2 separate regions of the Homo sapiens genome follow, and region 1 is linked to region 2. A link is a contact called in ENCODE Hi-C or POLR2A ChIA-PET data. All regions are on one chromosome and are shown on one strand. The core of a region is the stretch at or near the end of the contact, and the rest is flanking DNA. Distances in the headings are between cores, read along the strand shown. Region 1 holds the start of MGARP (mitochondria localized glutamic acid rich protein). Region 2 overlaps LOC105379412 (a long non-coding RNA gene).

Region 1 (6,345 bases), core at 2,403-4,902, 37 kb before region 2:
TTTAAGTGTAGGAGTGAGTGACTTAACCCTTGCCTAGCATGGCCTTAAACTTCCATTTATAATTTGGTATCTTATTGCCACAAAGTCTATTCTGTCAGTTTTAGGATCTCTATTTTAACATTTATGCTGGCCAGTTATTGTATCTAAAGTGCAAAAGGGAGCGGGTGTAACAAGAGTTGTCTGACCTCCCATCCCATCATGGCCAGGAACTCAGTTTTTAAGATTTTTCTGGGGTCCCCTTGGCCAAGAGGAGGTCTATTCAGTTGGCAGGGAGCTCAGGATTTTATTTTTAGTTTACATCCCCTATAGGTTTCAGAGAGGAAATGGCCCTGCCAACATCTTCATTTGAGACTTCTATCCTCCAGAAAACTGTTAGAGAATAAATTGTTTTAAATAACATCCAAGTTTGTATCCTTAGGAAAATAATACAGAAGTGTTAGGAAATCTGATGTTTATTTTGTCACAGAAGAGATAGTTAATAGATGGAGATAGTACTGAATGACTTTCAAGAATAGTCAGTCTGGGCACAGTGGCTCACGCCTGTAATCCCAGCACTTTGGGAGGCTGAGGTGGGCAGATCACAAGGTCAGGAGTTTGAGACCAATCTGGCCAATGTGGTGAAACCCCGTCTCTACTAAAAATACAAAAATTAGCCAGTTGTGGTGGCACACACCTGTAGTCCCAGTTACTAGGTATGCCGAGGCAGGAACATCGCTTGAACCAGGAGGCAGAGGTTGCAGTGAGCCGAGATCGCACCACTGCACTCCAGCCTGGGCGACAGAGCAAGACTCCATCTCAAAAAAAAAAAAAAAAAAGTTGAGAATTGACCATCTTGATTATCTTTTCTCCTTCACTTTAAGTAGTTTAAACCATGAAAAATATGCTTATCAGGACTTTCTTAACTGCTTGCCAATTTATCCTCCTAGTTGCTCCTCTAAATTGTTTAAGTGTGTGTCAGTATTTATCTCTCAAAACATATAGGCAATAGCCTAAGAATTGAGTGCTCAGAAAAACTTAGCTGATATTTCTGTGAAATCCAGGAAACCACTCAGACTTTGAAAATTTCTTTTATTTATATAGCTGTTAAGCCTTGAAAGTATAATTAATGTTGCCAGTAGAGGACCTTTATAATAATGTTTTCAAGACTAATATAATCCTTGTCAATAATCACAGTTAGATGGAGGTCATCTAAGGTAAGCCGAGTTATCTCTGACCCTAAATTCTTGTTTTTCCAACCAAACGAAGAAAAATTTCAAGGATGTGCTCAAGGGCAGCATTACGAACAGTATGATTAATAGTTAGGAAACTATTGGCTGAGCCTTACAGAGTCTTCCATAGCAAAGATGTGTTAAATTTATCTGGGGTTTGGAAGAAACAGTCTGCTCTGGAGTGAATTTGACAACTCGAGGGCATGTCCTCTCTTGGAAAATGTTTCATCAAGATTTGAAAAGAATTTGCCATCAAAACGGAAAGCCACAGGAGCAGCTGAGTAGATAGAAATTCCCTTCAACTTGAAAGGCATGAGCTTTTAACTAAGGAAAATAATCTGGAGAAATGGAACTATTTATCTCACAGTTCTTTTATATCCCAGCTGGTATGGCCATATTCAACCTAGAGAGCATGATAACCTCCCACTGGACCGTACCATCTAATAAGAGATGGTGGGATATAATGAATCCGGCCATGTGCCACACTGAAAGGCAGCAGAGTGTAGCAGGAGAGCCTTGAGCTTCACCTTAGGCTGGAAGTCAGAATCTAGCACTGCCTCCTCCAACTAGCTGAGCACATTTTATATCCTTTATTTTTTTTACTTTATTTTTTACATTTCATATCTAATGTGCCTTTTTTTTTTCTTTCTGAAAAAGAAACAGATGAGGTTTTGCCATATTTGCCAGGCTGGACTTGAACTCCCTAGCACGAGCAATCCTTCTGCCTCCACCTCCCAAAGTGCTGTGAGCCACTGTGTGTGATTTTTTTTTTTTTTTTTTTTTTTTTTGAGACAGGGTCTCACTCTGTCACCCAGGCTGGAGTGCAGTGGCAAGATCTCAGCTCACTGCAGTCTTGACCTCCTGAGCTCAATCAGTTCTCCCACCTCAGCCTCTGGAGTAGCTGGGACTGCAGGCATGTACCACCACACCCATCTATGTTGTAAACTTTTTTTTTTTTTGAGACTGAGTCTCGCTCTGTCACCCTAGTGATTAAACTAGTTAACTCTCTTTCTGAGTATCAAAAAACCAATCTGATCATTGGCTTGTACTCTTCTTATGAGAATATGTTAAATATAATTATAATTAGGTTCAGGACTATAACTTCTGAGAAACGTCTATTTACATAGCAAATGAACAAATATTGTGCCTGTTACATGCCAATAGAACTTTAAGCTAGAAGTATTATGTTCATGTCCTTTTTGTTTTTTAATTCATGACCACCAGTAAATCCCTGGACATTCCCACCCACCACCTGGTGGTGGCATTTGCTAAAGGGAATAATTGCCACCTCCCTCAGAGGGTTGCAGTGAAAATTAAAAGAGATAATAGATGTGAAAGTGCTTTATAATCTTTCAAGTGCCAAACACACATAAGGGATTATTATAGTAGGAAATGGTGTCTTCCAAAGAGTAATCATTTAGACAATGTTATAAACGTAATAAATTATTGGTTTCCATATTCAAACCATGACAAGTTCTTGTAGCCACGATGAGACGGAAAACTAATAATTTAGTATTTTTAGTTGATGTGTTTTTTTGTTTTGTTTGTTTTGTTTTGTTTTTGGGGTTTTTGTTTTGTTTTGTTTTGCTTTTGAGACAGGGTCTTGCTCTGTCACCCAGGCTTGAATGTAGTGGCATGATCTCGGCTCACTGCGACCTCCGCCTCCCGGGTTCAAGCGATTCTCCTGCCTTAGCGTCCCGAGTAGCTGGGATTACAGGCCCGCGCCACCACTCCCGGCTAATTTTTTGTATTTTTAGTAGAAACGGGGTTTCACCATGTTGCCCAGGCTGCTCTCCAACTCCTGACCTCAAGTGATCCGCCTGCCTCGGCCTCCCAAAGTGCTGGGATTATAAACGTGAGCCACTGTGCCCGGCCGCTGATGTGGAAATATTAATTTCACATCCCATAGAGGAATATACAGTGTTTTTGATATTTTAAAGTCGTTTTAACAGTGAGCTGTCTAGAAATTCAACCATTGTCTGCAGATTTTCTTACGATTCTGAGCATCACCCAGTGCGCTAATGGAAGGCTGAGGCTACCCCTTCGCTCTTCTCATTTTTAAGAAACTTCCAGCTATCCTTCCCTCTCCTAGGAAAGCTAACGGAATGCAGGAGATAAAATGGTTTCAGATTACATCCAGCGTGATAAACTGTGTCCTTGTCTTAATCTCGTCCAATTCCCAAAACATTTCCAGCTTGCTGTGAGGAGTTACATTCAGTGGTACAGAATGAGCCAGGCAGGCGACGGCGACTTGTAGGTTCCCCATCCCTTTTCTGAGATGCCGCGGTCAGCTCTAGAGACCTCAGGGATAGCAACAGAGCTGGAGATGGGTTAGGGGAGGATGGTGAGGACTACAAAGGTCTCCCCACCTCCCGGGGGCCGCGGAGGCGGGGCTGGATGAAGGTCGACGTGCCTCCTCCGGGCGGGGCGCTGCCAGGCTCTCAGCCTCTCTGTGGAAGGGCAGCCTGCGCCTGGGTACCGAGGCTGCTGCGCGGCGGACAGCGGGCGCGATGTATCTCCGCAGGGCGGTCTCCAAGACTCTGGCGCTGCCGCTGAGGGCGCCCCCCAACCCCGCGCCGCTCGGAAAGGACGGTGAGTAAGGAGGTCTAGCCCGGAGAGGAGGACGGGCGCCTCGGGTGCAGATTTCGCCCGCGCCAGGGAACCGGCCGGCACCCAGTTGGCCAAACCCGACCCAGAGCAGCAGAAGCCTGGATTGGAGGTCGAGGAGACTGGGGGAGACTCCCGGGAAGACGTCCCGAAGCTCCTGCAGACTTTGGAAGTAGGGAACTTTTCCAGGGTGCCTCAGAGTCCAGATTATCTGGGTTCGCATCCTGATCTTGGACAAATGGCTTAACCTGTTTCCTCATCTATAAAATGAGGGCGATGATGGTTTTCCTTTTTAATGAGTTAATGTATGGTTAAAAGCACTTAAAAACGTGCCTGGCTGACAAAGTCGCAGCTTACCACTTTTATTGTTAGAGGCACCATTCGCTCTCCAATCTCCTGAGGAAGCAGAGGAACGGTGGGAAGGTGGACGCCGATCAGCGAGCGGGCCCGGCAAGCGCTGGGAGGCAGTGAGGCAGGGCCCGCTCAGTGGACGCTGGGCGAATGTTCGTGGGGTAAATAAACCTAACCCTTGGCAGGGTCTCAGCAGCCTGAACCCCGCGAGCGCCTGGCTCTGAGATCCACAACCCCCAAAAAGGAAGCGGCCTTCGGGACACTTTCCTTTGAGGTTGCACGTCGTCCTGCAACTGCTTGGCTCTGTAGTCCAAATATCGACACCTTTGGTTCTGAGGATACGCGAGAAAAAGCAGAATACTCAGCAATTAACTAAAGGGGGAGTTGCAGTGTGAACTGGAGGCTTATTAAATAAAAACGGACATATAGGAAAGCGCTTCGTATAGTGCTGGGAACATAGTAGGTGCTTAATAGGTGTGAGCAAGGAAGATTGTTTTTCTTCTGGGACCAGGCTTGCGCTCCAGGGCGGTTCTGCCCCAGCCGCTTTTCCCTAGTCCCCATCCGTCACCCCTCTCTCTTCCACTCACGACTGGGGGACGGCTCTTAGACAATATCGTGAAGGGTTCTTAATGCTCTCTTCACTTAGCCTCACTTTCTGAGCCTTCCGAGATAATTTTACCCCAGAGGGTGGATTCCAGCAGGAGAGAAAGATGTGCGCGGAGAATTCCATGGGCCGATTTTTTTTTCACGTTGATTAGGCCTCTGTTGGTGGTGGTGGGAGGGAAGGACGGAGGTCTAACTAACTCGCTTTATTTTTCTTGTAAAATGCTGGTGGAAGGAAGTTATCCCTCAAGTATCAGAAATAAGACATCTTCGTTTTCCTAGATCTTTATTGCCTTTATTTTTCTAGATCTTTATACCAAATGATATAGAGCTTTTAAATATATATATACACTGATGAAGTAGGGAGAAGCCATTTATTTTAAACTTCGGAAGATAACGGGACTGTTCTGTTGAGAACGGGGAGAAAGATTAGTCCTCTGACCGTGGCCTTTCGTTTTATCTGTCTGCGTTCCCCACCGACATCATGCGCGCGTGCACGCACACACAAACACACACACACACACGCGCACCTTTTTTTTGTAGCTGCAGAAATTCCAAATAATTTTCTTCCCAATTTGCGGCAAAATAGAAGTAGTTTAAAAATTTTAAATACGTATCTAGCAATGCTGCTTGTAAAGGTACTGGTCTTTCTCTGATTTTCATCTAACTATTTTTGCAGCACTTAAAATGTATTTAAGAACTATTATTGATTGGAAACAAATTTGTCTTCAGTCGTGGACATTACTTAACCTTTTGTTCATACTTTCTACTTTGATGAAAAATAATTTTTTTCAGTTTTATTGAAGGAAAAATTTTTAACTGTGTCTCATCACATTTTGTTCTCTCCTTTTTGCTTTTAAAAGGGTAATTTTATTTTTTTGAGACAGAGTTTCACTCTTGTTGCTCAGGCTGGAGTGCAATGGCGTGATCTCGGCTCACCACAACCTCCGCCTCCCGGATCCAAGTGATTCTCCTGCCTCAGCCTCCGGAGTAGCTGGGATTACAGGCACGGGCCACCACACCCAGCTAATTTTGCATTTTTAGTAGAGATGGGGTTTCTCCATGTTGGTCAGGCTGGTCTTGAACTCCCAACCTAAGGTGATCCACCTACCTCGGCCTCCCAAAGTGCTGGGATTACAGGTGTGAGCCACCGAGCCCAGCCTTAAAAGGGTAACTTTTTAATGAATAAATAATTTAGATTTATAATAGATAATTGGGGAAAAACAGGTAAAATAAAAAATGGAATTCACCTGTAATCCTACCACTCAGTGAACACAACTAATTACGTTTTAGTATATTTAGTTTTCCAGACCTTTTTTTTCCCCTCATTCCTTCCTTGTGCACATTATTTCCACAAATCTTGGATAGTCCCAGAGTATTTTGCTATGACTTTTCACCTAATACATTGTAAATATTTTCTCATGTAAGTAAATATTGTTCTGCAAAAGTTATGTCTATTTGTTTCACATTGTATGAATGTGCTAAAATTTGTCTAATTAATCCTTATTGAAAAATTTCTCATTTCATTGTCTTTTTAAGTAACTTGTCCATCATTGTATTTGTATTTAAGTCTACT
Region 2 (6,647 bases), core at 2,450-4,949:
ACCCTATCTCTAAAAAAAAAAAAAGAAAATGTTATATATTAGTTATTTACTTACAATATTTACCCATATGGACTTCAAAAGGTATTGGTAGTAACTTGCAATAAATCACAGGATATAGGAAAATGTAAAACCAAGTAGAAGGAGGAGGCAATTATAGATTTGTGAGTAATTTTTTTTTTTTTTTTTTTTTTTGGAGAAGGAGTCTTGCTCTGTCGCCCAGGCTGGAGTGCAATGGCGCAATCTCAGCTCACTGCAACCTCTGCCTCCTGGGTTCAAGTGATTCTCCTGCCTCAGCCTCCTGAGTAGCTGGGATTACAGGCGCCTGCCACTAGGCCCGGCTAATTTTTTTGTATTTTTAGTAGAGACACAGGGTTTCACCATGTTGCCCAGGCTGGTCTCGAACTCCTGACCTCAGGTGATCCACCTGCTTCGGCCTCCCAAAGTGCTGGGATTACAGGCATGAGCCACTGCGCCGGGCCACATGAGTAATTTTATTAAATATAAACTCCTCTATTGCTTTAAACCTTCCACTCTAAGTGAACCACTCACTATGCTGATTTCAGTTGTAATTTTAGTTTTAAGGAAGCACAAATATTATATTTCTTTAACATGGAAAAGAAACACAGTAATGAGAATTCATTCAACTAAGATCAGAATGAGTCCCAGTTACTACATTTTAAAATCTTAGGATTTAATAAAAGTCATAGGGAGATAGAGAGTATCCTTTTCTGCCTCTGCATGAGTCCCAGAGATTCTGTAAGAGACCCAGAAAATACAAACAAATGACATTTTCAGGAAGGCGTTTCTGGTTCCCTGTTGCATCCTCTGCATCTAGAAAAGATAAAACCAGCTAGGCACTTCCCCAGTCGCTACAGACTCAGAAGAGGAGCTGCAAGTGACAGCCAAAGCATTCCCCATGGCCAGACAATGAGACAAGGAGAAGCAGCTGGCTATCCCCCTCCTTTGGACTGTTGGGACACAGGAGATCAGAGAAGGGCCGGGTATATTCCCAGATACCAATAGTAATAACCCAGTGAAAGGGGCAGCCAAATATGATAGCATAATAGTGGAATAACAGCTGTTTTTTCTCTCTTTGGGCTTTAAATAATTAGACATTACTTGCTTTTTTTCCCCTTTGGCAAGTTTATTTTATTTTATTTTCCCTTTTTTTAAGAGATGATCTTGCTCTCTTGCCCAGGCTGGAGTGCAGTGGCGTGATTATAGCTCACTTCAGCCTCAAACTGCTGGGCTCAAGTGATCCTCCCACCTCAGACTTTGGAGTGGCTACGACTGCAGACATGCACCACCAGGCCCAGCTAATTTTTTAATTTTTTATAGAGATAGGGTCTCACTATGTTACCCAGGCTGGTCTCAAACTGCTGGCCTCAAGTGATCATCCTGTCTCTGCCTCTCAAAGCACTGAGGTTCCAGGTGTGACCCACCATGCCTGGCTCCCTTTGGCAACTTTTAATTTTTGAAAAATTCCATTCTTCTGAATAGTTTGAAAATATTTGCTTTTCTTCCAGGCATTTTCTTGAAGTAATTTCCTGTTTTACTTTCAGAAATGTAAAATATGTGACGGGGATAAAGAAAGATCTGCCTGATTTTAGGACATATAATACTTATATAAGGCCCTATCTAAAGTATCCCAAGAGAGGTGTATATTTGTCATCTTTTATAATTGATTTAAAAAGATTGAACTAAAAAGTAAAAATCTGTCACTTGCTTGCCTTGCGATTAATGTGGGAAAGGTTCCGGTTCTGTGTTGAGGTTGCTGGGCTATAGGGTCAAAAACTGGCCTGTCATCCCCTCTAGGATTTGTTCCTTGTTCTGTGATTTGCTGAGTGATCAAAGACCGATGATTATATGGCTCTGCATCTGTATTTCTGTTAAATGGAAATTTAAAAACAATTTTTTTCTTAGACGCAAGCGTTGCAGATTTGAGGCTAGATCCTCACATTTTGTGGTCAAGAGGGAATTAGGAACGTGCCATCCCGAACCTGGAAGAGAAAGAAAAAGTACAGAGCAGTCGGTACCTGGTTATAATTTCTGTCAGTCATTTTCACAGCCACACAGCAAGAACCCGTGCTGAAAATAGAAATAAAGATGATTGTCCTCATCTGAGATTTTTCTAAGCATAAAAAAAGAGGCATCATTACTTCTTAGTATCCTCCTGGAAAGAAGAAACTGAAAGAAAAGTGAACACTGCTTCTCAGTTTTTTCCTCTTAAAGATCACTGGAAAATTTTGTAGCATCAAAGCTTATTGCAGATAGAGCTATCTAAGCTACTTTTATTTGATCAAATTAATTCACTACTTTTCTTTTCTTTTTGAGATGGAGTTTCGCTCTTGTTGCTCAGGCTGGAGTGCAATGGCGCGATCTCGGCTCACTGCAACCTCCGCCTCCTGGGTTCAAGTGATTCTCCTGCCTCAGCCTCCCGAGTAGCTGGGATTACAGGCGCCTGCCACCACACCCAGCTAATTTTGTATTTTTAGTAGAGACGGAGTTTCACCATATTGGTCAGGCTGGTTTCGAACTCCTGACCTCAGGTGATCCGCCCGCCTCAGCCTCCCAAAGTGCTGGAGTTACAGGCATAAGCCATCACAGCCGGCCAATTCACTACTTTTCAAGACTCTGAATAACATTTCTTAGTGTATATTTGTTGAGCTGCCTACTATAGTAATTGCATTTTACTAGGTGCATGAATAGACTGAGAAGCTTACCTTCTGGGCAGAGGGAAAGACAAACAAAATATGCCATGTAATGTGTTAACTACACAGAAATTTGAAAGATGCTATGGGGGCTTATAGGAGAAGTGGGGAAGTGAATTATGCTCAAAGAGGGCTCCTGGCTAAGGAGAAAATCTTACCTGAGTTTTGAAGGATAAGCAGGGGTAGCCAAATGGAGAGGTGGGGACTTAGACTGATCTAAGATAAGTGGGATTCTAGGTAAAGGGAGCAGTCAGGGTGAATATTCGAAGTCTAAGATCTTCGGGGTCTGCAGGTGATTCTTGTGGACACTACTACAATTATTTTATTTTATTTTATTTGAGACAAAGCCTCACTCTGTCGCCCAGGCTGAGTGCTGTGGCGCAATCACAGCTCACTGCAGCCTCGCTCTCCTGTGCTCAAGCGATCCTCCTACCCTTAGCCTCACAAGACTGAAGGTGAGTGCCACCTCACCCAGCTAATTTTAATTTTTGTAGAGACAGGGTCTTGCGATGTTTGAAAGGCCGGTCTTGAACTCCCGGGCCCAAACAATCCTCCTGCCTTGGCCTCCCAAGGTGTTAGGATTACAAGCATGTGCCACTGCGCCCTGCCTACTATTTTAATTGGAGTTTCATGGCTGAGCACAGTGGCTCAGACCTGTAATCCCAGCAATTTGAGAAGCCATGGAACTGCCATGGAAACTGCTTTAACTGAAATTTTGGTTCACAGCCTTCATTGGATTATCTATTGGGGCAAGCTCGTATTGCCTGGAGGATTGCCTAGAATTTGAGGCTGCAGTGAGTCACTGCACTCTAGCCTGGGTGACAGTGAGACCCATATCTAAAAAAACAAACAAAAAATTAGAGTTTCTGGTTACTGGAGAGTTTCTGCTGGTTGAGTTTCAGTGCTATCTAGAGCTCTAACCCTTTTGAACATAACAACAATGAATCACAGCGTATGGACATGTTTGGACTGGTACATTGCCTTATTGGTCCTATTACAGTTACTGCTGCCTAATGCCTAAAGCATGTCCATGCTTTCACATGAACTAGATTTTTTTTTAAATGTAGATATTATGTAATCAGAACACCAGTACCTGGAGGCAACTCTTATGCCATTAATAAAGTATTTTATTGACTGCTCTTAGTCTCAGCTAACCCATCTGGATTACATTGTACTACTTTTCAATCATGGAAAGTTGCCTTTTTTTTTTTTTTGAGATAGAGTCTCTCTCTGTCGCCAGGCTGGAGTGCAGTGGCGCGATCTCGGCTCACTGCTACCTCCACCTCCCGGGTTCAAGTGATTCTCCTGCCTCAGCCTCCCAAGTAGCTGGGATTACAGGCACATGTCACCATGCTAATTGTTGTTACTTTTAGTAGAGATGGGGTTTCACTATGTTGGCCAGGCCGGTCTCGAGCACCTGACCTCGTGATCTGCCCACCCTGGCCTCCCAAAGTGCTGGGATTACAGGCATGAGCCACCACATCCGGCCCTAAGAGAAGAAAATTTTTAATGTCATTATTATAAAGGCTATTTCCTGACACCTGTCTCCCAAAAAACAACACAAGCAAACAAAGAGAAAAAGCAACTCTAAGCAGGATTACAGCTGTGTTTCTGGACCACACAAAGTGATTATTTCTGTTTCTGAAACTCAGCATATGGTCTGTCTAGAACTCTCTCTATTTGTATGTGGAAAGGTCGCTCTTTTGGACAGGAGTCATGGCTCTAGATTGGCACACATGGAGCAGGAGGATCAGTGAAATCACTCCTGGTCATCAGTGGGGTGACAGAACACCCTCACTCTTGACTTTCTAGATGAGTTAGTGTAAAGTTTTCCTTTTATGGGTAACTCCTTCTAGTCTCATTGATCACTGACTTCCAGATCTTGCCTGCCCTGCCCTGTGGCCCCCGGGGGCTCTGCCTCCCTGCCAGGAGAGCTGCTGGGATGCTGAAACCCAGAGAAAACCACAGGTCAAGGGCTTGGCTGGGTTCCCACTCATACATTCATCCTCTCATTCATTCATCATTCCACAAGTATTTATTGAGTGCCTTCTACATGTCAGGCACTTTTATAAGCAGACACCAAAATAGACTAAAATCTTCGTTTTCAACAGTCTTCTTCTATTCTAAGGTACATTTCCATTAGCCCTGGTAAGGCAGGAAAATAGGGTCTGGAGGCAGGGAACATAAGGCAGATTCACACTTGAGCTATGATAGGAAATATCCTCTCCATAGGGCGAAGGCCAAGTAAATGACTTTGTAACTGTACTTCATCCTCTCCATTTACATAGGGCGTACCCAAGTAGAGGGTATTTCAACTCCCAAATATTCTGCAACAGGGACTTTGAGACTCTATGCTCAGGCCCGCTCCCACACCATGGAGCGTACTTTCGTTTTCAATAAAACCCTTCATTCCTTCCTTTCCTTGCTTGTGCGTTTTGTCCAATTCTTTGTTCAGGAAGCCAAGAACCGGGACACTCTCCACCATTAATATTTCGGCGAATCAGACAGGAAGAAGAGGTAAGCCGAAAAGTTTGGGATTCATTTTACTCCCTTTCCTTTCCGCTCCATACAGGGGCGCGCTCTCTCTTTTCCTTTCCAACTGGGGACCCTTGGTGGGCGGCGTCTAAACATGGAAACAGCTGCAGATTTCTGGCCGTGGTTCGTGAAACTGAAGGGTTTCCATGTTGAGGATGGCCTAACTGCCATCTCATGTTTCGCTTAGGGGAACAGGGTCTTTTTACAGTTAGCTTAAGGAATCTGGGTGTTTTTCTTTCTTTTTTTTTTTCCTTTCTTTCTTTTCAGTCTTTCAGCGGCTGTTTATAATTGCACTGTCCAGAAGGGGGAAGGAGATCTAGGCGATCCCTGATCCCTGCAGCTCAGAGCAAACTCGCGCGTGTTTCAGGGGACTTAAACTTTCTTTTCTTATGCTAAGTTCTTCCCTTACGTACTCAACTGGCTAAAGACAAAAAGCCCACCTGGCATCCTGTTCTCATTAGAGTTCATGGCTATTATAAGACTCATACTAGGAGGTAGGCCTTGGAGGGGAAAACCTGCACGTGGTACCAGTGCCCACCCAAGGTCAGAGACATCTGACACTCTAAGATTGGACCCCACAGGAGGATGCTCCGTGGGTCCTGTGGACCTCAACCTGCTCAAAGGGGATGCTCTTAGCAGAGGCTCTGAGGTCTAGTACTAAATCCTCCTTAGAATTTTCTCTCGCAATTGCAATGCTGTCTGGCCCAAACATTGTTTGGAATCTGGAGTTTACTGTCTAAAGGGAAAGTGGAATGGCATTGCATGTATCCAGGCTTTTGTGCTGCGGTTCTAAGCTGGGAGCCTGGTTAATGTGTGACACGCTACTTTGGTAGGGTTTGGCCCCAGTGCTCTTTGGAGTCTGGGAAGGTTTGGTCTTTAAAAATCAAGCTGCCATGGAAACTGCTTTAACTGAAATTTTGGTTCACAGCCTTCACTGGATTATCTATTGGGGCAAGCTGGTATTGCTATCTCATGGCTAAGGTTCCAAGCTACTGGATCTTCATTTATGTGTGTGTATGCATGTCTAGATGTGTTTATTTGTATGTACACTTATTGTTATATGTTGTGTCTACCAAAATTGGCTTATAAGTAAAAAAGCACTTATAAATTAAGTAAATAGGTCTAAGCAATTTTCAAGTTCACATGATTTAAAGTATAACTTTAGGCCGGGCGCGGTGGTTCATGCCTGTAATCCCAGCACTTTGGGAGGCCGAGGCGGGCGGATCACGAGGTCAAGAGATCGAGACCATCCTGGCTAACACGGTGAAACCCCGTCTCTACTAAAAGTACAAAAAAAAATTAGCTGGGCATGGTGGCGTGCAACTGTGTCCGAGCTGCTGGGGAGGCTGAGGCAGGAGAATGGCGTGAACCCGAGAGGCGGAGCTGGCAGTGAGCCGAGAT

The links. Hi-C counts contacts between places; a loop is a spot of excess contacts on that map. ChIA-PET counts read pairs that join two places held with the same protein, here RNA polymerase II (POLR2A). Pooled maps may share reads with other maps.
Region 1: a map of ascending aorta shows a loop between it and region 2 (2.1-fold over the local background). The contact joins the promoter of MGARP here to the enhancer-like site in region 2. A Hi-C loop is called at or near these places in 6 of 168 maps with a recorded cell type or tissue (CD4-positive, alpha-beta T cell, OCI-LY7, aorta and 3 more), 14 of 37 single-sample maps with no recorded cell type and 11 of 50 pooled maps. POLR2A ChIA-PET finds 5 or more read pairs at or near these places in 13 of 52 experiments (AG04449, AG04450, BJ and 9 more).

What each region holds. Positions count from the first base shown.
Region 1 is chr4:139,277,532-139,283,876 of GRCh38, reverse strand. MGARP (mitochondria localized glutamic acid rich protein) reads left to right here and starts at 3,652. Exons shown (of 4, transcript NM_032623.4): 1 at 3,652-3,800. The coding sequence starts at 3,719. RefSeq lists an enhancer at 3,688-3,897.
Region 2 is chr4:139,240,648-139,247,294 of GRCh38, reverse strand. LOC105379412 (a long non-coding RNA gene) reads right to left here. Exons shown (of 4, transcript XR_007058273.1): 4 at 1,463-2,000. Among named protein-coding and RNA genes, the nearest start is that of MGARP, 36 kb to the left of the region's middle. Within about 2 kb of position 3,699, at least 8 of the 41 ENCODE cell types and tissues checked have a DNase peak (open chromatin) inside an H3K27ac peak, as active enhancers do; they include ascending aorta, where a contact is called at or near this core.